2 separate regions of the Homo sapiens genome follow, and region 2 is linked to region 1. Evidence: chromatin loops called from intact Hi-C (ENCODE). Cell type or tissue: Calu3. All regions are shown on one strand. Links, peaks and the distances in the headings refer to the core of each region. The heading gives the core; the rest is flanking DNA. Region 1 overlaps TMEM196 (transmembrane protein 196). Region 2 overlaps MACC1 (MET transcriptional regulator MACC1).

What was found. Peaks named below come from ENCODE experiments on the same cell type or tissue, not always from the same donor. Only the 100,000 strongest peaks of a DNase experiment are listed, where the experiment ranks them.
Region 2: a loop joins it to region 1, with 3 times the contacts of the local background. A loop is called at or near these places in 7 of 110 quality-filtered maps.

Annotation. Positions count from the first base shown.
Region 1 is chr7:19,741,901-19,753,340 of GRCh38, forward strand. The region is part of intron 1 of TMEM196 (transmembrane protein 196); the gene reads right to left. The region is part of intron 1 of LOC107986774 (a long non-coding RNA gene); the gene reads left to right. Among named protein-coding and RNA genes, the nearest start is that of TMEM196, 26 kb to the right of the region's middle. In Calu3, for the core only: a CTCF peak has its summit at 6,055 (motif pointing right); DNase peaks (open chromatin) are centred at 6,021 and 7,931.
Region 2 is chr7:20,152,591-20,164,030 of GRCh38, forward strand. It overlaps MACC1 (MET transcriptional regulator MACC1), which reads right to left. Exons shown (of 7, transcript NM_182762.4): 4 at 9,158-9,280; 5 at 5,614-7,655; 6 at 1,603-1,791. The coding sequence starts at 9,272. MACC1-AS1 (MACC1 antisense RNA 1) reads left to right here. Exons shown (of 4, transcript NR_046756.1): 4 at 674-941. Among named protein-coding and RNA genes, the nearest start is that of MACC1-AS1, 16 kb to the left of the region's middle. RefSeq lists a silencer at 6,222-6,381. In Calu3, for the core only: no CTCF peak of the experiment used is centred there; a DNase peak (open chromatin) is centred at 6,271.

The DNA.
Region 1 (11,440 bases), core at 1,088-9,087:
TTTTGGCAAAACTGAAAGTTGGACAACGTCTTAGCACTTTCATCTGAATGCTGAGATGCTATTACCTGCTATTGACTGGTTCACTGTTCTGAGTGATTGTAGTTCAATCTCCTCTTTAGACCCCTTTTTAGCCTTGATGCACACACTATCCTAATATCATCTAGAATCTTGCATCTGGACGAAATCCAGATACTTTTCGTTCAGTCAAGATCAGATAACGTATGAACAGTCAAAATATATTAGAAAATGTCTCAGGACATTAAAATATCAGAATACATTTTTAAATAGGGTCAATTTCTTTGTTATCTTATGGTTATTTTAACCCATCAGGTACTATACTTTTCATGCCATGCCTATCTAAAACACAATTCCTAAAGGAGAGAGGCATCTCACTTTCTGATTGAAAACAATGACTGGTCTTCGAAGGACTATAACCAAAGCTGTTGCCATCTTTTTTGTTTGTCCTTTCCGAGGAAAAAGAGTATGCTCTCACAGGGAGAGTATGGTGCCCTTAGAGGAACTTCCTTAAACCCCAGGGCTTACGTCATATTAATAATAATCCTGACTTTATGACTCTGCTTGAAATCCTTTGTAAGATATCACTGAAAGTAAAGAGACATCGCTCCATTTGACGACATATGTTTTATTCAATAATCCTATCTGAATGTGCATCTATCCAGTGTCAACACTCTTGGGAATGAGGCAGTGTATAAAAGCTGCCGATGCTATTTGCCTGTTTCTTCTCCACAGGTAGTTTGTGAGGACTCAGTTTTGGCTGTCTTAACAACTGGACCCACTTTAGTCAGAATAATCTGAGTTCCAAAGCATCCACAATAATTTTTCAAATAATGACTTCCATAGACCATTATATTGGAATGACATGGGGATACTTTTTAGAAATGCAGACTCATGTAAGAGTCCTGAAGGGAGCAGCAATTGATGTCTCACATACTCTAAGGACTCCCTAAGCTTTTATGATGGACAAGGTTCTTCTCTTTCCTAAAAGGTATGGACTCTCATAGAGAACACTTGTCTTTCCATTCCCAGGTGTTAAGACAGTTGTCAGAGAAGCACCTTGTCAGGAGTCAGTGTCTTGTTCATACTTATCTCCATTAGCTATGGGGAGAGGAGGTTACTGTTGCTTTCTCTAGATCCTGTTGACCTTTTATGCCTTTGCATGGGAAGTTTTGTGTAGTTTGTCTTTGAGAGGCTCATTTCCCCCATCAAAGAACTGGTGGTATATCTGGGCTTTTAAGTTCTTTAAGCTTTGTTTGTTTTTCTGTTTGTCATGATGAGGGATCATTTCTGGGGATCAGACTACCTGGATTGAAGGGAAGGTGGAGCTATCATCCCAGATAGAGCCCCTAAGGAATGAGAGAATGGCCTCTTCAAGAGGTATTAACAAAAGTAGTTGTCTCACCCAACTTTTTCTGTCTTTCTCTGTTTGTTTCACTCTCTCTTTTCAGAGATTCTAGAGCAGTTGATTTGAGGCCTTTGAAATAAACACAGGGAAGAATTTTACTCTCACTCTGTGAGTCAGTATTATAGTCTATATTACTTAGCCATGCTCTCTCTGTTTGTATCAATTTTATAATAAATATTTTGGATCAGGTATAAAAGTATGATTTTCTTCCTGAATACATTTATGCCAGAGGTCATCAGTATACATAATTGGACTGTGAAAACGAAGGGGTTGGAAATAGTAAGCTAGAATGAGCTGTTTCCAAACTCTATGGGAAATCAACGAGTTAAAGAGCACTATTTATAACTCACTTGAAATTTCCTGAGGGAGAAATATCTCATCTCTCCACATACCTAGTTTGTTAAGTTCAAACTGGTTTTAAAGGAAAGCAAACATGAATTACATCTTTCCAGTACCTGGTTCAATTTGATTTGCCACAGAGTCCTAAAATCTTGACAAGGCAAATAGGGAGAATTTTAAATCAAATCTCAAAAGGAAATATTGGAGACTTATATAATTGAAAAGTAATTATACATTTCTCATTGTCTCAAAAAATCTAAAATAAGATCTTACAAGAACATGAATCAGAATCTTGTCTGATCCGAATCAGATAGAAGATTCTGGTAAATGAATATGGAGGGTGAGGTTTTTAAGGACTAGATTGTGGAAGAAAGCGTTATAATTGAAGTACAGTAATGGTCTAGGTGATTTATAAACTTAAGCTAATAAAAGACCCAGGGAAGATGCTGAGTTTCTGAATTATTTAAGAATAGTTATGAATGGTGGTTTCTGAGCCTCGTTGATTTGTGTTGTTAATGTAACAGCTTTCAGCTTTCTCTGGATAAACAGGACCATCATAAAATAATTTTAACTCTTTTTCTAGCCTTTCACTGATTCATTTATTCATTACTCAGCAATTTTCTTAGGCCTGTGCAGTTGCATACAAGATTTAACACTTGTATGTCTTTGTAGTATTATAAGATGATTCTACAGAGAATAAAAAATAACTTATACTCTCTACAGAGCCAGACAATAGGTGCTGGTTCTTAAAGAAGCAAAAAGATTAAGCCTGACAGATTTTCTGTTTCCTGGAGTAACAGTGTGCTTTTACTGAAATACCCACAAAGGTTGCAGCAAGAAATAATAGTGTAGCAAAAAGAAATAATTTGGGAGCATAAAAAACATGTGGGTTTTGGGTTTTGGAGAAAATATTAAACACTGCACTCTATCAATATCCCTTAGGGGTACAATTCTTAGCCTTAACAAAAAACAATTTATAAGATATCTAACGATGAAATTTACCCTCATCATCCAGTTCCTTTACTTTGCTGTTAAATCAAGAATGACCCCAAATGGAAACATTTCTGAATATTCTTTTGGAATAAATTCTCAAATTTCAATAGTTTACTTTTTTCAAAAGTTTGTAACACTGACTACCTGAGTTCTCTCTCCCAATATTTCTGGGAATACTGAAAAGAACATTCTTTAAGTGTTTTTATTTTGTGTGTAGAGAAATAAAGATGCAAAACAAAAAAAGCCAACAACAACAAAACAGCAAATCAGTGGCAGAATTTTAATGACAATTGAAGCTTGGGATTTCCTAATTATTCCTTATTGTGCCCATTACAGTCATCTCTCCATATGTGCAGGAGATTGGTTTTGGGACCACCGTAGATCCTGAAACCTGATGATGCACAAGTCCCTTATGTAACAAGGCACACTATTTGCATATCATCTTCCTACACTCTTCTATATACTTTAAATTATCTCTAAATTACTTTTAATGCAAAGACAATATAAATGCTACTATGTAAATAGTTGTTATACTATATTGTTTTTCTATGTGTATTATTTTTATTGTGGTACTCTTATTTTTATCATTTTTCTCAATTTTTAAAAAATCTGCAGTTGGTTGAATTGGTGGATGCAGAACCTGCGCATAGGGAGGGCCAACTATTCTTGGTTTCACATTAGCACTAAGTATATTGGAAACACCTTGTCACAAAATACTCTATTTAATAGATCAATTATAAATTGCTCCCAGTAAAAAGATTTTTACTGGGAGGGAAGGGTTGATAATGAGTATGCCTGTCACCTTAATTTTCACCTTTCCCTGAAGATTCTTTTTTTCCCTCACAATCACTATCACACTTAGGCTTCCCACTGTATCTCTTGCCCAGCTGGGGATAAAGCCTAACACAGCTAGAATAAATTTATTTCCATTTATCTATTAACACAGCTAAAATAAGTTAATATTTTCAAAGAGACATGGCTAGAAAATAAAGAAGTACAAGAGGAAAATTAAAGCACGAATCTTCTTCCTGGTGCATAATTCATCTAATATGCCGGCCCTGTTCCATCCCACATCCTGTTGGAGGCACCCAGTGAGCCAGTACTGGGGATGCTGAGAGGACATCAAACCTTAGGAGACAAAGGCCACTTCCATGGTCATCTGCTCCTAATTGAAATTGTCCATTGGCGTATTCTATGGGTTATTTTAATAAAAATTATGGTCTTTTGGCATTTTGTTCTGATTGATATCCAGATTTTAAAAAATCAAATAACTCAGAGGACCTATATTTTATTTATTTTAAAGTGCTAAGTCATAAAAATACATGATTGCTGAAAGGTGAGATACACAGAAGAACTACATTTTGTGCTGCAGGACATGCACATTCATAGGTTGAAGCTAATACTACTAAAAGTTCTGTTCTTTGACCTACCTGGGAAATTGGGGTAGTCTAAAACGTTACCTATTATTTCTGAATCTAAATGCTAGCTCCAAGAACAATGGAAAGGAGTTATATAGAGGAAGACTTTAACCGATCATCAGTAAATAATTTCTAATCAATAGAGCTGTCCACAACATAGCTTAAGTTTCCTCATAACATAAATGAGGTCCGTTAAACGGGAAATGTTTAGGGAGTCAGTAAATGAGTACCACGTGGGAGTACAGAGGATAAGACTGGTACAAATCTGGCAAGAAGTTGAAGTAGAATCCTATGAAATATACCGACTCTCTTTTTAATTGTAATTTACCACGTGGCTAGATGCTCAATTTTCAAAGAAATGTAGATGCTCAATTTTCGAAGAATTGGAGTTCAGTGACGTATATGTGGCACTATGTAATTCATCTTTGATAAAACAAGTCAATTTAGGCTATTTCAGTGTCCTGGGATATTTATTGTTGTGAATATAAATTACTGAACTCATAGCTATATGCATGAATTGGTTAATTAAGGCTACTGAATCCAGAATTCCAGATAACAGCTTTCTATAACCAAAGAGACAACCACACTATTTTTACTTTTCTTTTGATTAAAGATCATAGCAGATAACTCTTTATGGTTTGTATTGCATAAAATTATAATTGGCATCCACATACAAATTTTGTATTTTGGGCCACCTTCCAAAATAATTAATTGATTTGTATATTTTATAGCACTGCCTGAGTTAGACGAGGTTCAAGGGGGCTTAATTGCCTTGCTCAGAACCTCAGCAGGAAGGAATTATTACTGCCTGATCTAGATTTAGAACGTATGAGATTTTTTCATTTCTGTCTTTTACACTGTAGTTCTTTCTTTGGAATTAGGTAAATCATAGAAAATCCCGGCCGGGCGTGGTGGCTCACGCCTGTAATCCCAGCACTTTGGGAGGCCGAGGCGGGCGGATCACGAGGTCAGGAGATCGAGACCATCCCGGCTAAAACGGTGAAACCCCGTCTCTACTAAAAATACAAAAAATTAGCCGGGCGTAGTGGCGGGCGCCTGTAGTCCCAGCTACTTGGGAGGCTGAGGCAGGAGAATGGCGTGAACCCGGGAGGCGGAGCTTGCAGTTAGCCGAGATCGCGCCACTGCACTCCAGCCTGGGCGACAGAGCGAGACTCCGTCTCAAAAAAATAAATAAATAAAATAAAATAAAAATAAAAAATAAAAATAAAAAAAAGAAAATCCCTATTATGTTTGTGGTGATTTTTACTCTCTGAGGTTAAACCTCTTTACAGTTGAGTTGATTATATGTCATAATTTTAATGAACTAAATATGTATTTAGGTTTAGGGAAGAGGAACACAATCTATAGTTACAATAATAAAAAGGAATGGAGTAATGTTTATCAAGCACTTGCTAGGTAACAGCCTCTAGGCTAAACATTTTGCACACATCATCTAAATGAACCTCTATATTTCAGCTGAGAAAACTGATCCTCAGATACATTTTTTTCATGTCATACAGCAGGCAAGTGGCAGAGTTGGCGTTTGAACTTCAGCCTTTTTAACTCTAGAGGCTAACCTCATTTGGAATTTTTCAATTATGATTTTACCTGAACCCTCTCAGTATTTGGTTGTTTTATTTTCCTCTATTAGAACTAAACTTCAGTTTTGTCTCTTGACAGAAAAATATTTTGTTAGTGTGGTAACAGAAACCAAAGACAGCTGCTGGTTATTTAATGAAGATCAGATCTTGGGTGATTGTGATGCGATGGGATAGGATGGAATACATTTGGGTCCACAGTATGGTGAGGGAGCTTTTCTCCCTAAAGGTTATTGGATTCTAGTCTCCGAAGAAGTACTTTCCTACCACTTGGTGGCAGTAGCTCCCAATTAATTAACAACTAAAATATTGATCGTTACCTCTAACTGGGAGTGATTTGTAAAAAGGATTACTTCCTTCAATTAATTAATTTTTCCATGTAATACATGTATTTCCACTGGTCTCTCCCATGCATATTTATTTATTATTTATTATGATTATGATTTTCTGGGGCATTGCTTACAATGCTATCCTGCATCTCCTAAGTTAAAATCCTTGCGTTTTCCTTTATAACAAAGTTTATACATAATGACAATATAAAGGTTTCCTTCATTCAACCTTATAGATTCAGAGATGTTCACTGTGGCTGTCCAAAAAAAAAAAAAAAAAAAAAAAAAAAACAGTGTAATGACAGAACTTAGAAAGAATGAGAGCTTATCAAACCAGAATTAGAAGAGACATTATAATCATTGAGCATTAACTTATTACTATGCATTTACAATAATCGAGGAACTTTAAGTGTGTTGTCTCTATACACACAACCAGTCCATTTTATAGAACAAGAAACAGGCTCAGAGAAATTTAAGTGATTCTGTCCGCTTAAACGCAGTGTATACAGCTCATAAATGGCAGAAGCAGGACACAAATCCAGTCGTCTGACATAAACATGTCCACCCTCCTCTGTGTCATGCTCCGTCTGATGATGGTAGTACTATGCCTAAGGGAAGACATGTACAGAAAGACTTCAGGAGGGAATATCAAAATTCTAAGAATGCTGAACTCTCCAACGTAAAGACAAGTAAAAGAAATGAGTTCATAGTGATCAAGATACATTTTGCTTAGCTAAAAGGCAAGTGGAAATTTGGAGTGGTCTACTAGAATGAGATAAGGCAGAAAGTTTTTTAGGAGGTAGAGACAATATTTGCCTTAAATAATTATATGAAATTGAAAGCAGAAGACTAGAATAAAAAATTACTATTCCTTAAAATCATGTTTTCTTAGCATATGTTAGGTCACAATAAAATGTTTATATGACTATTTTCAATTTAATAAAATATTGGAATATAACATTTTATGCACATTTTATTCTTAAACTAGAAAATTATTATGAATCAATGTAAATAGTGATTATCTCTGAGTGGCAGGATTATTGGCAATTTTAATGTCATTTTGTTATTTTGTATTTTTCCAATTTTCTACAGTAAACTTGTAAAAAATGATAGGATACTAAGTATAATATTTCCAGAAATTTGTCCTGATCACTTTATTTAGGCCATTGGTCTATGGCTTTTACATTTATAGGAGTTAATATATGAACAAGATAAAAATAAACCAAGAGAAGCCACCCTTCTTAGAAGTGGAGGAAGACCTACTTATAACACGTGATACGGAGAGAGCCAATCAAAATATTTCCCTCTCTTGGCTTAAGTTCCTACTATGTGAATGATTCATTTGAATTAAGTCACAGATTCCCCAAAAGCCATCCATTTAGCATGTAACCTATAAAGTGGGTGGGATTTGCATTCACAAAATTAGTATCCAAGTGGGAAAACACCTTCATCTTGCTTTGTGCGCATGTCACAAACCCTTGGTAATAACCCAGAGCAATGCTAAATGTCCTGGAAAGTTCTGCTCTTTTTTTTAAATAAATTTTTTTGTGTATATTTAAATGTATGGAACATGATGTTATGGGATACATATAGATAATAAAATGGTTACCATAGTGAAACAAATGAACATATCCATCATCTCTTTCAATGCAAGGAGAGAACAAGGCCTTTTGTAAGTTAGCCTTGTATTCATTAACAACTTCTCCAGATTTTTCTCATCTATTTTTGTTGTCTCCTTTATTTCCCTCACTCACAGTTCGTACCTCCAAATACACAACACTCACAAACAATTCTCCTACGTATTGAGGCTAAGCTCAGCCCGCTGCAGTGGAAATTAGAGTGTCAGTGAGTCATGCAATCTTAACTTGCCTGCAATCATAACTCGTCTGGCATAACTATACTACTCTCATTCCTTGCTTGACAAGTTTTCACAGTTTAGGATCAATGTCTTCCATTAACAAAGGCAGCCTTTTATATCCTAAATGACTTTGATTGTTAGAAAGTTCTCTCTCTCATTAAGCCTGAAGATTTTATACCCAGCATGTCTACCCATTGTCTACACATTAAGACAAGAGCACCATTAACCCTGGATCTTCCCCTAGGAAAAACATGCCCTAGCTTCTCAGCCATTTTCATGATCATTCTCTCCAAAACGTTCTGTTGTCTTTCTCTCTCTTTAAGAGTCAGCAAAACTTCCCATTCCTCTAAAAGAGTAGATTTTAAATGTTCTTGTCACACACACAAAAGATAAGTATGCAAAGTGATGGATATCTTACTTAGTTTGATTTAATTATACCACAATGTAAGCATATATCAAAACATCACATTGTAGCCATAAATATATACAATTATTATTTGGCAGTTAAAAATGAAACTACAATGCAAATGAATAAATTGGAAGACCTTTTTCTGTTAGTCAGAAGAGGATTTTTTTTTTAGCAAATTTCCAAGTAGTTGAGGTATTTAATCATTATTATGTCCTTACACATATTCGTATCTCACAAGAACTCCTTAACACATGTCAGCCTTAAGCTGGTGAAAAGTTGCTCTGGGGTTGTAAATACTTTTAAGCAGTGGTCCTCTGGTGCTTTACCGAGACCAGGCCATTTTCTACTCCCAAATAGGACAACAGAGATTAAAATATATGGGGTCTACAGTGCTTAGCAGTCTATAAACAAGTACCATTCATTATGCAATTTATTTCCTTTATAGGCAGTTCTATCCTTTTACAGAACTCAATAAAAATAACATCATTCCTTCAGAAATAGAGTGAATCTTGCACAATCTACACCAAAAATATACCTTCAGAATATCTGAAAAAGAACAATCATATATTATATCTTTTAAAATATTGGTTTTAAAGGTTGTAATTCCCCAACGCTATTTCCTTGAAAAGTGTTTTGTTTCCAAAGGTATCTGTAAAGGAGTAACTGTAATATGTGGATCAAGTTAAGAGGAATGGTTAAAAATGTAATGCATTCGAAGTTTCTCCCTCATTGTTGAGGAAAGACTCTCTGATTCGAAATAAAGGATGTCATGATTATTTTTATTTTATATATTTCTTGTTAGAGAAGAAATAGGAAGATGCAGAATGGCATGATTTTTCCACTAAACCATGTGAAGAAGAAATATAAATGTTGGAAGAGAAAATAATTCCTCTCCCTTGACAAGATAGATAGCATGATGATTCTGCAACAGCTAACAGAATGCAACTATACAGGGGAGAGAGGTATCTGCAATGGCTTTTCACGTTGAGCTGCTAGTTTCTGAAGCACTAGTGGAACCGTATTTATGCTCCAGGACATTTTTCATTCTGGGAAAAGGTTAATTGATAGGTGCTGTCCACAAAGGTTTGGAATATAAAACCAGCACTGCTCTTTAGAACCAAGGCTTAAAAGAAACCAATGGAGTATGACACAATGGTTAAGAGTACAGACTTTGGAGTCAGACAGACATGTGCTGTAAATTTGGCTGTGTCACACACAAGTGGGACTTATAGCAGCTAATTAAAGTCTCTGACTCTCAATTTTCCCATTGGTAAAATGGATGTACTCCTGCAGGTATGCTGATACTTATCTAAAAGTGCTGTTAAAAATATTAACGTGATAATGCTTATGATATTTTTGGTATATTTCTAATGTCCAATAAACTATAAATAAATGGAGCTGTTAATAATTATTATTAAAATTTTATAACTTTTGAGCATCTGATGGGTACAGACCAGTGTCAGAATTCCTAACAGAATTATAAAGAATATTTTATACTTTTATTTTCTTATTTACAGGATCTTCCCTTGTACCAAAACTGTGTGTATGTTTGCTTCAGAATACTCATGTTTCCTCATCCATGGAGGCAGATTTTCCTACATCACACCAATATATATACTCAGGGATTTGAGTACCATTGTTCTCTGCAACCTCTGGCCCTAATACACTAAGCTACAATTAACAAGATTTCAAGGATTGTAAGTGGACTGTCTTCTGGAAAATAATTGTGTATTAATTTCTATTTACTCCAAAGGAAGTCTTCGAAATGCTACCAATCATACTTGTTTCTGAATGTCATGTTTTAAAGCATAATGTTATATTCAGATTGTGTCGATGCTCCAAGAAACTAAAGAATAACATAAGATGTTGGTCATCATAAAAGCTTATGTCTAGTTTTGGCTCAGCCTACAATCATTTTGCAATTCAGTGTGCATGTAGCCAGATGCACAGCAGTTAATGAAAGAGATCTAGACTTACATTGTCAGCTTCAGACTCAAAACATGAATCTCAATCCTGTTTCCACTCACCACTTTTCCTGTGTCTATTACTCTTATTACTGTTCTCTCAAAACTCAAAGACACTATTGATTCCCCTCTCCTCCTACGTCATTTTCATCACATTAATTACAGTGTGCCATTACTTTTATATCCACAGTGAAATTTAGCTTTTATTCAAGGCCTCACCAGCCCTTAACAGGATTATTTAAGGGCTTTTGAGCGAGTCCCTCTGCCTTTAGTTTCTCTAATATCACTCACTCTAAGTTCATTCCTAGTATGATTTTTAGCACCTTATTAGTGCCTTATTTTCTCGTTCAATTTTTTTAATTTAATTTTATGTATTTCTTTCTTTCTTTCTTTCTTTTTTTGAGATGGAATCTCGCTCTGTCACCCAGGCTGGAGTGCAGTGGCCCGATCTTGGCTTAGTGCAACCTCCGCCTCCCAGATTCAAGCGATTCTCCTGCCTCAGCCTCCCGAGTAGCTGGGACTACAGGTGCGCACAACTACGCCTGGCTAATTTTTGTATTTTTAGTAGAGACAGGGTTTCACCATGTTGGTCAGGCTGGTCTCGAACTCCTGACCTCGTGATCCACCTGCCTCAGCCTCCCAAAGTGCTGGGATTACAAGCATGAGCCACCCGCCCGGCCTTTTTGTTCAATTTTTAAAATCAATGTCTCTCCAAATTTCTTGGCCTGGCATCAGGGCCCAAATGGATGGTTCCAAGCCAATTTGACAACTGGTCTACTGTGGATCTTCTACAGCCAAAGTGCACTTAAATTATTCTGTACACTCTCAGTTTATCCCTTTTTGCATATTCTACTTCTCTTCTTGGACAGTTTTATTCTTATTCTTACTATTCTCCAGGGTCCATCTGAAATTCTCTGCTCAGATAAAATCCCATCTTTTTCTCCTAATTCTCAGAGTACCTTTTTTATGTGGCTTATTACGTTTTGACTCATAAATATTTATATGCTTATTATCTCTGTTACTACCCCTTAAGCACTTTAAAGAGAAGTCTATTTTTTATTCTATGTTATAACCACCACCAGCACCCTACTCCCACTCAGAATAAATCA
Region 2 (11,440 bases), core at 1,348-9,347, 410 kb after region 1:
TTGAACTATCATAGAAAGACACCTAGGGGCTTTCCTTTCTGCTTCTGAGTGTTTATCAGCCTCAGGCAAAGACTTAGTCATTTATGATTTGGGCTGTGCAAAAGTAAATAATGGAAAAGTGGGTGGTTTGCTGGCCTCCATCAAGATTTAGGGGAAGACAAACTATAAACAACCACAATTAGAGAGAAGCCAGATGCTTAAGGAGGCTGACAGAATAAATAACTCTGATAAATAACTCTCAACAAAACTCTTTCAAAACAGAACCTTATTAAGAAAAAAAGGTCCTGCTTTCAATTAGACAACTTTTTCATCAGTTAACTGAAATGTCCGAATCAGAAGAGCGTATCCCTCATAATATTTGTTTTTCCTTCTTAAAGGCTTCCTATCTTTCATCTCATTCTGTAAACACTTGAGTCCATTTTGTGTACTGCACCAAATGCTATATTATGCTTATTTATAGGCTGTAATGCCCTTCTAAGTTTATGGAGATAAATGTAGTCTCTGAGGGGAAAGACATCCTCAGTCCCTGGTTGCTCCTGGCTAAAGAGTCTTATTTTGGAGAAGTCCTGGCTGGAGAGCCAGGCTGCAGGAACTCAGAAACCAGCCTGCTGACACTTCCACTGCAGCTGCTGGAATTCAGCTGACTTGATTTGACTCTACTTTTCATGCAAAGGTGGTTTTGTCCTGTTCACCCAACTGGAATGGTTGCATCGAAGCAAGAAAATTTTCTCCAAAAATTAATACCCAGATCTACGCCAAAAACAAAGTGAAGAATACAGCTTCTGCTCTCACCAAGTCATCTCTAATAGAGAGAAGATTTCCTTAAACATAAATATCTTCAAAATGCTTGTTCATTTGAGAGAAAGATACAGAATATTTTACATGTGCCCTTCACTGGAATATTTTTATTTATTTAATTCAATAAAAATTGACTCCCAGTTCTTTATGGTAATCTGGAGAAAAATATGTGTTTAACTTGTGCCTAACAGCATACATTTGTTTTGATAAAAACAATATTTTCATGGTAAATATTTACTTTGTACTAAGTGCTAACATTCTGCAACTGATGCCTGTAGTTACTGTAGGCAACATTGTGAAGGAGATAATGAAGCTCTTAGTTATCAATCTCTCATCACCAGTGGCTCTACATCCACTTTCTTACTACTTCTTGTCCCTGAGCATTAGTTATCGCAAGTGACTAAGTTTATGCCTGAGGCCGATAAGTACATATCATTATGTCTTCCTCTATTGTCCTGACTTGATCCTGTCTCCCACCTTCAAAATTTACCTGTTTTATGACTCAAGTTCTTATAGCCATCCCCACTTACTGGCCCAATTTGATCAATTAATTCATTGATCAAAGGCCATGAGAATATGAAATCCAAAAGAAGAAACATCAATATTTTAAGGGCTCTCAATGCCTTTTAAGAGTGTGTGTGTTTATTTCAGATAGTACTGATGAGTTACTAGTGCAGTGATTCAGTTAGTGGATCATCTTGGACATTCCCCCAGTGAATCCGTGAATGTGGTATGGGTTTGATTACATTAGTGTTACTTGGTCTGCAACTTTTCACTATTGAATTACACAAACAGAAGTCTTACCTCAACAGCAACATCTCCAGTGTTTCCTCGATGAGGAATTTCATATGCCTCCATTTGTTGCTTTGTGAGTCGTACTAACTTTTCAGCTAGTTCCCTCCAGCCTTTTCCAAGCTTGACAGCTGAAGTCAGAACAGCAGCTTCTTGGATGAGACGTGCGACTAACTCTTGGCAATCCATTTTCAGAAGAGCCTGCAGCAACAATTACATGTCACAATTAAAAGCAACTAACTTGGGCTTTTCTCTCTATAAATTGGAATTTTTATTACATATTCTACAAATGGGAGTCCTTTTTTTTCACTACACGTATAATCGAGTTTTCTAAAGCTCAAGGAGTTGATTCACATTTAAGCAAATTCTATAAGCAAACTACAGTAGACATAACTAAGCCAGAGTTAGGGGAGATTTAGAACTAATTCAGTGGCTAATTATAGGACCTTGGATAAACCACTTAACTAATATGTGTCTTTGTATCTTTAATTGTGAAAAAAGGAAGTTAAATTACACACTTCCAATGGTACTCTGAAGTTCCGGCAGTCTCTAATTTATCACTCTAGGATTAGTTATTTACTCACAAGAAATAAAGCCTCGTTCTAGGAGAGGATTGGCTACAAGAATTTCTTTAAAGTGTATGTGAACTGGTGATGGTAAATATTATTCTATTTTCACCAAAATATGACTTAAAACATCCCAGAATCATGCCTGCTGTGTTTAAAAAAAAGAGACACTCCTTCAACTTTGAACAAAGCTATTGATGTTTATAAGTTTAAAATATATATATATAAATTTATTAAAAATACTCTCCCTCATCACCAATATAATGGTATTAAACATAAAGTACAAGGTATTAAAGACAAAACACCTAGTCTTCTACAATGCAAAATAGAAAACCATCAGGCTCTTACCTAACCATGCATGTTTCAAACAAGTCTACAAGTTTGTGTTTTGCCTTGAGTACCATTTTTAAAATATGGGATTACATCTATCTATACCTCTTCTTTGTTCAAATGAGCAAATAGAGTAGCTCCCCCTTAGGAGGGGGAATCCAAGGAGATCCAAGAATCCAAAGGAGTCACATTTCAAGGCTGTCCAGTGGATGCCTGAAACTGCAGATAGTACCAAATTTTATACACACTGTGTTTTTTCCTATACATACACACCTATGGAAAAGTTTAATTTATAAATTAGGCGCAGTAAGAGATTAACAACAATAACTAGTAATAAAATATAACGATCATAACAATATACTCTAATAAATGTTATGTGAATGTGGCCTCTCTCTTTCAAAATACCTTATTGTACTCTACTCACCTATTTGTCAATCATGGTTGATGGTAGGTAACCCAAACCACAGAAAGTGAAACTGTGGATAAGGGGAACTACTGTAAACATGTTTGGTAGCCCCTCATTATTTAATGGCACTTTGGAGCTTTATCTACCAATATGAAACAATAAGTTAAAATGAATAAGCAAGTAAAGCAACTATGAAAGTTGATAGCATGTTCATTCCCCTGAAAGTATGCAATTAGAAGGACTACCCATGGTTTTGATACATAAATGGATCCATACATTTATACTGAAGAGTTATAGCCTCAGTGAGAAACAATACTGAGCTAGCGGGCCCCTGATGGTGCTTTTAGTAAACTGTGGAGTGGGGTTACTACTTTATATTCCAGTTTCTTGTTTTAGGGAAAAGATCTGTACTTGGAGCCATAAAACCTGAGTTTAAAATCCAGCTCCACATAGTATAAGACTTTACATGCATCACACAGTATCTCTATTTAATGATTTTTAAAATCAATGTAGTGTTAATTCCACTTTGTCTAAACTTCCATAATCATTGTGAAAATCAAATTGGATGCTGAAGTGCTTTAGAGAGTGTCAAGTATATAAGGACAGCCAGTCTCAATGTCAAGAGATGACTGAAGGGTTTGGATCCCACAGTCTTTTTCAGCTTATCGGGTCGCTCCCTGCCACACCAAATCAATATACAATCCTAGAAAAATGTATATTTACTATGCAAATAAAGTTTCAAGAGACAACTCTATACCCCATGCTCCATCACCTGCCAGTCAGAGAACCAGGCCTGAGCCTCTTCATACAGAAATCCTGAAACCTCCACTAAAGCTTGGAAGCTCCCCGCTTGAATGGAGTCTCTACTAGATTTTCTAATTAGCCGCTTGAGGCACTCTGGTAATTATCATACCCCAAAATATACAGGTATGATCAGGCTTGAACTTTCAGACCATCATTAATGACCTTTGGCCATTACAACATTTTTAGGCCACTAAAAAAACAAAAGAAATTAATTTTCCAATTCAAACCTTTGCAGGTGAATGTTAAATATGAGCTATGAGAGTTAATGAGCTATTACAAAATGCACACGCAGCTTCCACCAGGTAGAGCAGCTTCTAACATTCAGTCTCCAATAGTTCTGAATGTCCCAGGGTAGGTAAGAATGCAGCACACCATAAAAAATCTATCAACTTAGCAACTGGATATAGGAGCTTTTGAATTTCAACTTCTCTAAGTATCACTGTAGAATCATCAAAAATATTGAAAGAGAGATAATGTTATATATATTTATTTATTATATGAATCATTGTTAATGCCACAGATTAAATTTGTTCTCCAAATATTTTCTACTTCTTTTGCATCTTGATTAAAACTTTGCTCCTTTGCATGAACCTGCCTATATAATTTTATTTACCTTCTACAGAGCACCAGCCTTTCACAATTATAATATTTAATACAAATACCTACACATACACAGTACTTATACAAACATTTTTATACACACACACATTACTTTGTTTCATGAAGGCATAGTGGCTTTACGCATGATTTTGAAACCAAAAAATATTCAAATCCCATCTATAAGAATAGGCAACTGTAGGACGTGGGCAAATTGTCTAACTTTTTAAGACTTGGTTTCTTCGACCTATAAGATGAAGATACTAGCTATACTTACCCCATAGAGTTGTTAATGGCTAAATAAGCACTAGAGAAGCATTAACAATCATTTTTATTTTTACACTCATGTTTTAACCATTTTTAGAAATATGATCTTGATTTTTTTTATTTTTATAAAATATTGAATTTCTACTTTAAAGGTAAAAAGTACTTTGTAATTCTACACTGAGCCTTCCACTGGGTTGAATACTACACTAAAGAATTTGGCACTGGGAGTCCTATTAAAACATGAGGATTAAGATGAGAATTACTAATATTATTGTTTAGGCTGTAATGCATTGTATACATAAGAATATTAAATTGCTAAAGGATATTGGTAATACATTAAAAAAAAGAAACAGCCAGGTGTGGTGGCTCATGGCTGTAATTTCAGCACTTTGGGAGGCAAAGGTGGGAAGATTGCTTGAGGCCAGGAGTTCAAGAGCATCTTGGGAAACATAGTGAGACACTCATCCCTTAAAAAAAAAAAAAAAATACCCAGGCATGGCGGCACATGCCTGCAGTCTGAGTTACTTGGGCAGCTGAGCCCTGGAGGTTGAAACTGCAGTGAGCTGTGATCGTGCCACTGCACTCCAGCCTGGGCAACAGACCGAGACTTTGTCTCAAAAAAAAAAAAAAAAAAAAAAGAAAGAAAGAAAAAAATCCCACACACACTGAAAAGTAGATCCCTAACAATGGCCAAGTTAGTTCTCTTTAGTTTGCTTTCATGTTATGGAGCCTCTCTGGTATCTTAAGAGTTGTCTAAATATTTGAGACAGGAAGAGAAGTTGTATCTGAACTGTTAAGCCCAGCACAAACAGAACTTTTTATTTTCTTTTAAAAGATGATCCTGGTTTTTGGGGAAATCACAGTTGAATCTCAAGTTTAAGAAACCAGTTTTATGATCATGTAGGAAAAACTATATTTGCTATAAAGTGTCTTTAATGTATTTAAGACTGTTGAATTTTTAAACATTTCTCCTCTCACATGTTCAGTTATAAATATTGTCAAGTTAATACAATTCTCGATGGCAATTCATTACCATGATCAAGCAATACTCACCACAATAAGTTCATACAGAAACTTCCTTGTATTTCTCTCTGTGTGGCAATCTTCCTTTAACTTCTTTATAACATAAGAAACTTTCTCTGATTCTTTGTCTGCTTGAATTTGATCAAAATCTTCCAGGGACAGATGTGAGTAACCCAGGACATCAGCTAAAACTTTCCAATCATAAACTTTTTCTGACACCAAGGTTAATACAACTGAGTAGATATAAGTCAATTTTTTTAAAGGCAGGACAATCTGTTCAAGAAGATTTCTGGTTGTAAAGACACTATCTGACATAAACATTACTTGCTCCTTTGAAATCACCTTGACATTTTTGCAGTGTACAAGTCCAATCTTACCTCTGAGGACTCCTACATACCATTCTTTCACTTTGGACTGACCAATAGCTTTTACCTTACCTTCCCCGAGGAGAGCTATTGTGTCCCCTTTGAAATATTCAAGGAAGTAATCAATCTTGCTTTGTCTTAGCACTGCCTTCAGGGTTACCCCATAGTTGCTAAAGTTCAATGTTTTATCTTGAAATGTAGGATATTTAACAAGAATTTTTGGTGATAAAGGAGCAGACTTGATTTCCTCCTTCTTCTGCAAATAGCCTGGCAGATTCGAGAGTCTTTTTAGGTTTGGGGTTGGATCAGGAGTAGTGATAGAGAACTGTGCAACTGGTTCACCATTGGGAGGCTCCACTTGAACACAAAAATCAAACAAGTGCATCTCTCTGTGCTCAACTAAAGAAAATAAAAATTGTTGATGAACTACTTCACCTGCTTCCAACTGCTTTTGTTTAATTTCTTTCCTTTCTCCTTCTGTCTTTACTTCAAAATCAGGATCACAGGAAAAAATAGAAATACTTAAATCTTGTGGCTTGTCAAGTAAAAATGACTGCTTCCCCCAGAGCTGAAACACAACTGGAGATATGTTTTTTCCACCCTTCTTAATATCAGAAATTGTAAGCTGTCCTGGCATATAATTGTGTCCACAAACTGTTAAAACAACAGTAAAACTGGGATGGATATATTTGGGTCCATAAATTCCAATTGAGGTGGTTTTGTGGATATAATCCCAAATGGTGGCAGCTGGTGACGGAAGAGCTTTAGCTTGTGCAGCAACCACTAGATACATTACCTGACTCAAGTCGATTAGCTTGACTTGGATGGTGTCTTTATAAATGTAGCAGTTGCTTAAAACTTTAAAAGGGCCTTCTTTACCCAAGCTGTGTAAACACACCATTTCTGTCATGACTTGGCTGAAAGGATCCTTTCTTACTTCAGCCCCAATTTTCATCTCCAGCAAAAGGGCTTCCATTGTATTGAGGTTGCCTAACATGATTTCCAACAACGGGCTCACAGTGCACGAAAGATCATGGTTAAGCATGTGTGGCGGATCAAGGAAAGCCCTTAGAGACACCTCTTGGAATTCTCCCACAGCCACATGACCTTGGGGCACATGAACAGTGATGTCTGATTCAGGTAATTGTACTGACCCTCCTTGATGGTTTACTTTGCAAGCTATGGTGACCTCCGCAAGTTGTGTCTGGGCCCATCCAGGGCTCTGACTAATTGTATTCAAATCAAGGCAGGAGCGGGCCAGCTGGCGTTGACTTAACCAAGCCATTTTATAAGCCTCCCGATCATTTTTAAGCCACTCTAAGTCGTGTAGTAGGATCTGGTCAGAGTTATGTATACTCTGATGGGCATGTGCTGTGTCGTCTAAAATGTCCAGAAGTTCTGAAACACTTTTAGATCTTCCAGAATTTCTTGAGGAAGTCTGCCTAAGTAACTGATGCACATCAAGTTCATCACCGGAGGAATCAAAAGAATTTCCATTTTCTATTTCTCTACAGAAAAGAAAAGGATCTTCCTTTAAGATGGAAATATTATTTCTCTTCCTGTTATTTCTTAGTTGAGTTATGTCATCCAAAAATGGGTTAGAAGCAGACAGTTGATTCCAGAATGGATTTGCAACTTTGGAAGCATTATTACCACGAAGGGTGAAAGCATCCGGCCAATTGTGAAGCAAGTCTGGGTCCTGGCATTCTTGTTATTTAAGGAAAGACAAAGCAAAACAAAGATAAGGTGGCACTGTGAGTTACAATCAAGATTAATTTTTCCCATAGCTTAAAAATTCAGGACTTACTTTTCATTTTTCTTTCTGATCTCTAGTCTACTAGCTAACATAAACTCAATGTTAAATTTGCTCAAATTTATATGTAATGAGAGAAGAATATTTTTTCTACCAGGTTATTTTTTGAACATATGTAATGTTATTTTAAGACATCATGATTTATAAACTAAACAAATAAATATTTAATATGACCTAATAATATATTTAACACATTTTCTTGAAAATGACTCAGACTAGCATGTGCTTATGCTTTATTATTTTATGTATCATGTTTACAAAAGCAAATTTCTGGTCAAATAGAATAAATCAGTTATTCAATTATCCATATTTTTCTAAGCACTGAATTGTTGGTTTCATTACATTCAGAATATTAATTTAATATTTTCCTTTTCAGATAATATTGAATATGTAGAAAATATCAAATACATCTGTTAATATTTAAAATAACGTTTAAAACAATATGCTAAGTTAGAAAGTCATTAATTTATTAGATAATTCTATAATTTTGTATTGAAATGTTATTAACATTTTTCAGGAAAAGGAATTCATAAAATGAACATTGAAAATTTAGACCACCATTGGTTTTATTGATCAAATGAATTCATTGCACTCAAGCTTGCAATGGCAAATAATAATTTTACCACTAGAAATTGAAGCATTATTATTTTGGAAAGTAAGTGTCTTAAGAATTTGTAACATTAAAATATTTACATTTCTATTATAAGAATTTCTAGATATCTCACAACATTGAAGCCATTTTTTGTTTGTGTAGAGCAACTCGTACTTGGTCATTTCTTAGTAAATAATTATAAAGACTCTGTAGACTTTGTGAAGCTAGTGCTGCTTTTAGAGACAGGCAGAAGAGCCAACCAAATTTTCAGAAGTTCTACTGAAAAAATAATTCAAGCAAACTGTCAGAATTTCTTTTGTTTAATATACATAGAAACATTACCTTAATTGAAATGTTTTTAAGTGTTATATGCTAAAAATTAGAAGACGGATTTTGAAAAATAAAGGTGGCATTTCTCTTATATTCACACTTTTCTTTAATACAATTACCCCTAACTCTCTTAAAACTTACTTTTCCTCTGAGGATCAGGTTAATTTTTTGATGCTCCATGAAGATTTCCTAGGTCAATCAACCTTCAGAGAGCCTTTTTACCCCCAAATTCATTATAGTTATTGCATATAACACTCATTTATTAACAACATTTTTCCTTTTTATAATATTTATCATAATCTGTTGGCTGTGCTATTTTATTTTGCACATCTTTTTAACTATTTCTATGATAAAAACAAGATTTTATAATTCTTTTCATCTTCCAGCATTTTCAGAGGTAGACCTTCAACAATTATTGGTGATGAATTTCATATACTTACATGGACAAATCACAACAGTTATAAATTCCCATACCTGTAATATTGCAACTTTTTGAGAGTTTTCCAGCTTCCATGTCAATCAAATTTGCTTCAGACATACTTTGTGCAATTCTTCCTGACCGAAAATGTTTTCTTTCAGTGATTAGCATTTTTCCACCTACAAAGTAAATAGATAAGTATTTTTTGTAAGCATACATATACAGGCTGGCAGAGAAAATAAACTCAAAGACATCATACGTATTTCTATAAAGAACTACATGTGAAAATCCTCTATATAAATCTTCTACTCCTGGTAGGATACTCGACTAGATATACTAAAATATGTGTTAGCACTCCACTAAAAAATGATCAAATTCCAGATTAATACCAATAACCAAATCTGGAAATATATTACTGATCCCATATAAAAGCAATTAATGAGAATTCCAAGGACAACAACAACAACAACAAAAAAGTAAGTTGAAAACTAAGTAAATAAACATTTCCTGTTTGGCGATTGGAGGACTAAATATCACAAACTAAAAATTTTCCCCTAAATCCTTGTATACATTCGATGCAGTTCCATGAAAAATTGCACGTAAATGTGTATGTGTATTTGTTACTTCTTTTTTAATAGTTAAAATTTTATTTATTTCTCAATGGATAAAATTGTATGTATTTATTGCATAGAGCATATTGTTTTGAAGCATGTTGTTTAACAACACATACAGCAGCAATAACTTCTTAAGCTATTTTAATATTTACATAGAAAAGCAAAGAGCTAATACTCAATCCAGAAGAAGAGCATGACAAAAGTAACTGCACTACCTATCAGATATCAGCATTTATCATAAATAGGCTCTAAGTAAGACAACATGGAAGTGGAACATAAATATATGAAGGACACAGAATAGAGATCTCAGAATCAGACCCACCCTTATATGAAGGATTGATACATGGCACAGGTGGCCAAACAGAGTGGTGTGGAAATGGTGGATTATTCATTAAACAGTGATGTTGCCATTTGTTGTGCATGCTAAAAAAATATTACATTGATCACTATCTCATCCTGTGCACAGAAAATAAATGCCAAGGGATTAAAAAACCTAAAAGTGAAAACAAAACCTTAAAATTTGGAAGATAGTCTAGAGATCGTCTTTATGTTTTCTGGGAAGGAGAGAATTTCTTAAACAAGGCACACACACTTATGCAATATGCAAATCCTAAAAAATAAAACCACACATTAGAATAAGACATCCTATATAGCAAAGGACATCAGTAAAAACACAAGCCAAAACTAGGACAATTTATTTTCATTGCACATGACTGAAAAAGGAAAAATAATTGGATTCCAAAATATATCAAAGATTCCCGCAAATCAATAAACAAAATAAAACAACACTATAGAAATTTTTGAAAAAATTCTCTAAATGAACATTTCTCAAAAAATGGAAACACAATGGCCCCTAGATATATGGAAATATGATCAATCTCATTGGTAATTAGGAAAACGCAAAATGAAACCCCAAGAAACACAATTTTTACCTATGAAATTTGCAAATATTTTAGTCTAGTAACACCAATTATTGACAAATATGTGCAACAAAGGGAAAGCCTATATACTTGTTGTGGAAGTGTCAATATGTGCAACCACTTGGAAGTTAATCTGACATTGTCTAGGAAATAGGCTTACAGCCTAGTACCCAACAATTCCAATCCCAGTTATTTGTTTTAGTGAAAACTCTGCAGATGTGCATCAAAGAGATATACATGAATATTCATTACATTATCAAGAAAACTGAAATCCCTAGGATATTCCCCAGAATATCCTTTGCCATATAAGTGGATAAATAAATTGTGGCATATTAACACAATGAAGTATCATACAACTATTGAAACAGATGAATCACAACTAAAAGTATGAACACATACTGGTAGTCAGTATCTCATGTCTGGGACTCAGCCTTCTTTACATATATAATTTCTCTTCATCCCATGACAACATTGAAAAACAGGTATTATAAATATGACTTTCAGAGTCTCAGCAATAGAACGTAACTAAACCACAAGATTGATTAGCAAGTGAGCCACTGACCGGAAGTTACTTGTTCATGTTATAACTACTATATGCAGCCCATAACTTAAGATGCCACATACCCTATGTCAGACTCAAGATTCCCAATGTACCTTCTGAGACTGTCCCACCTTCTAGTTCACATTTCCAGTTATTTTTTAAATTATCATTATTTGTTTATTTATTCAGAGATGAAGTCTCGCTATATCGCCCAGGCTGGAGTACAGTGGTGTGATCTCAGCTCACTGTAAACTCTACTTCCTA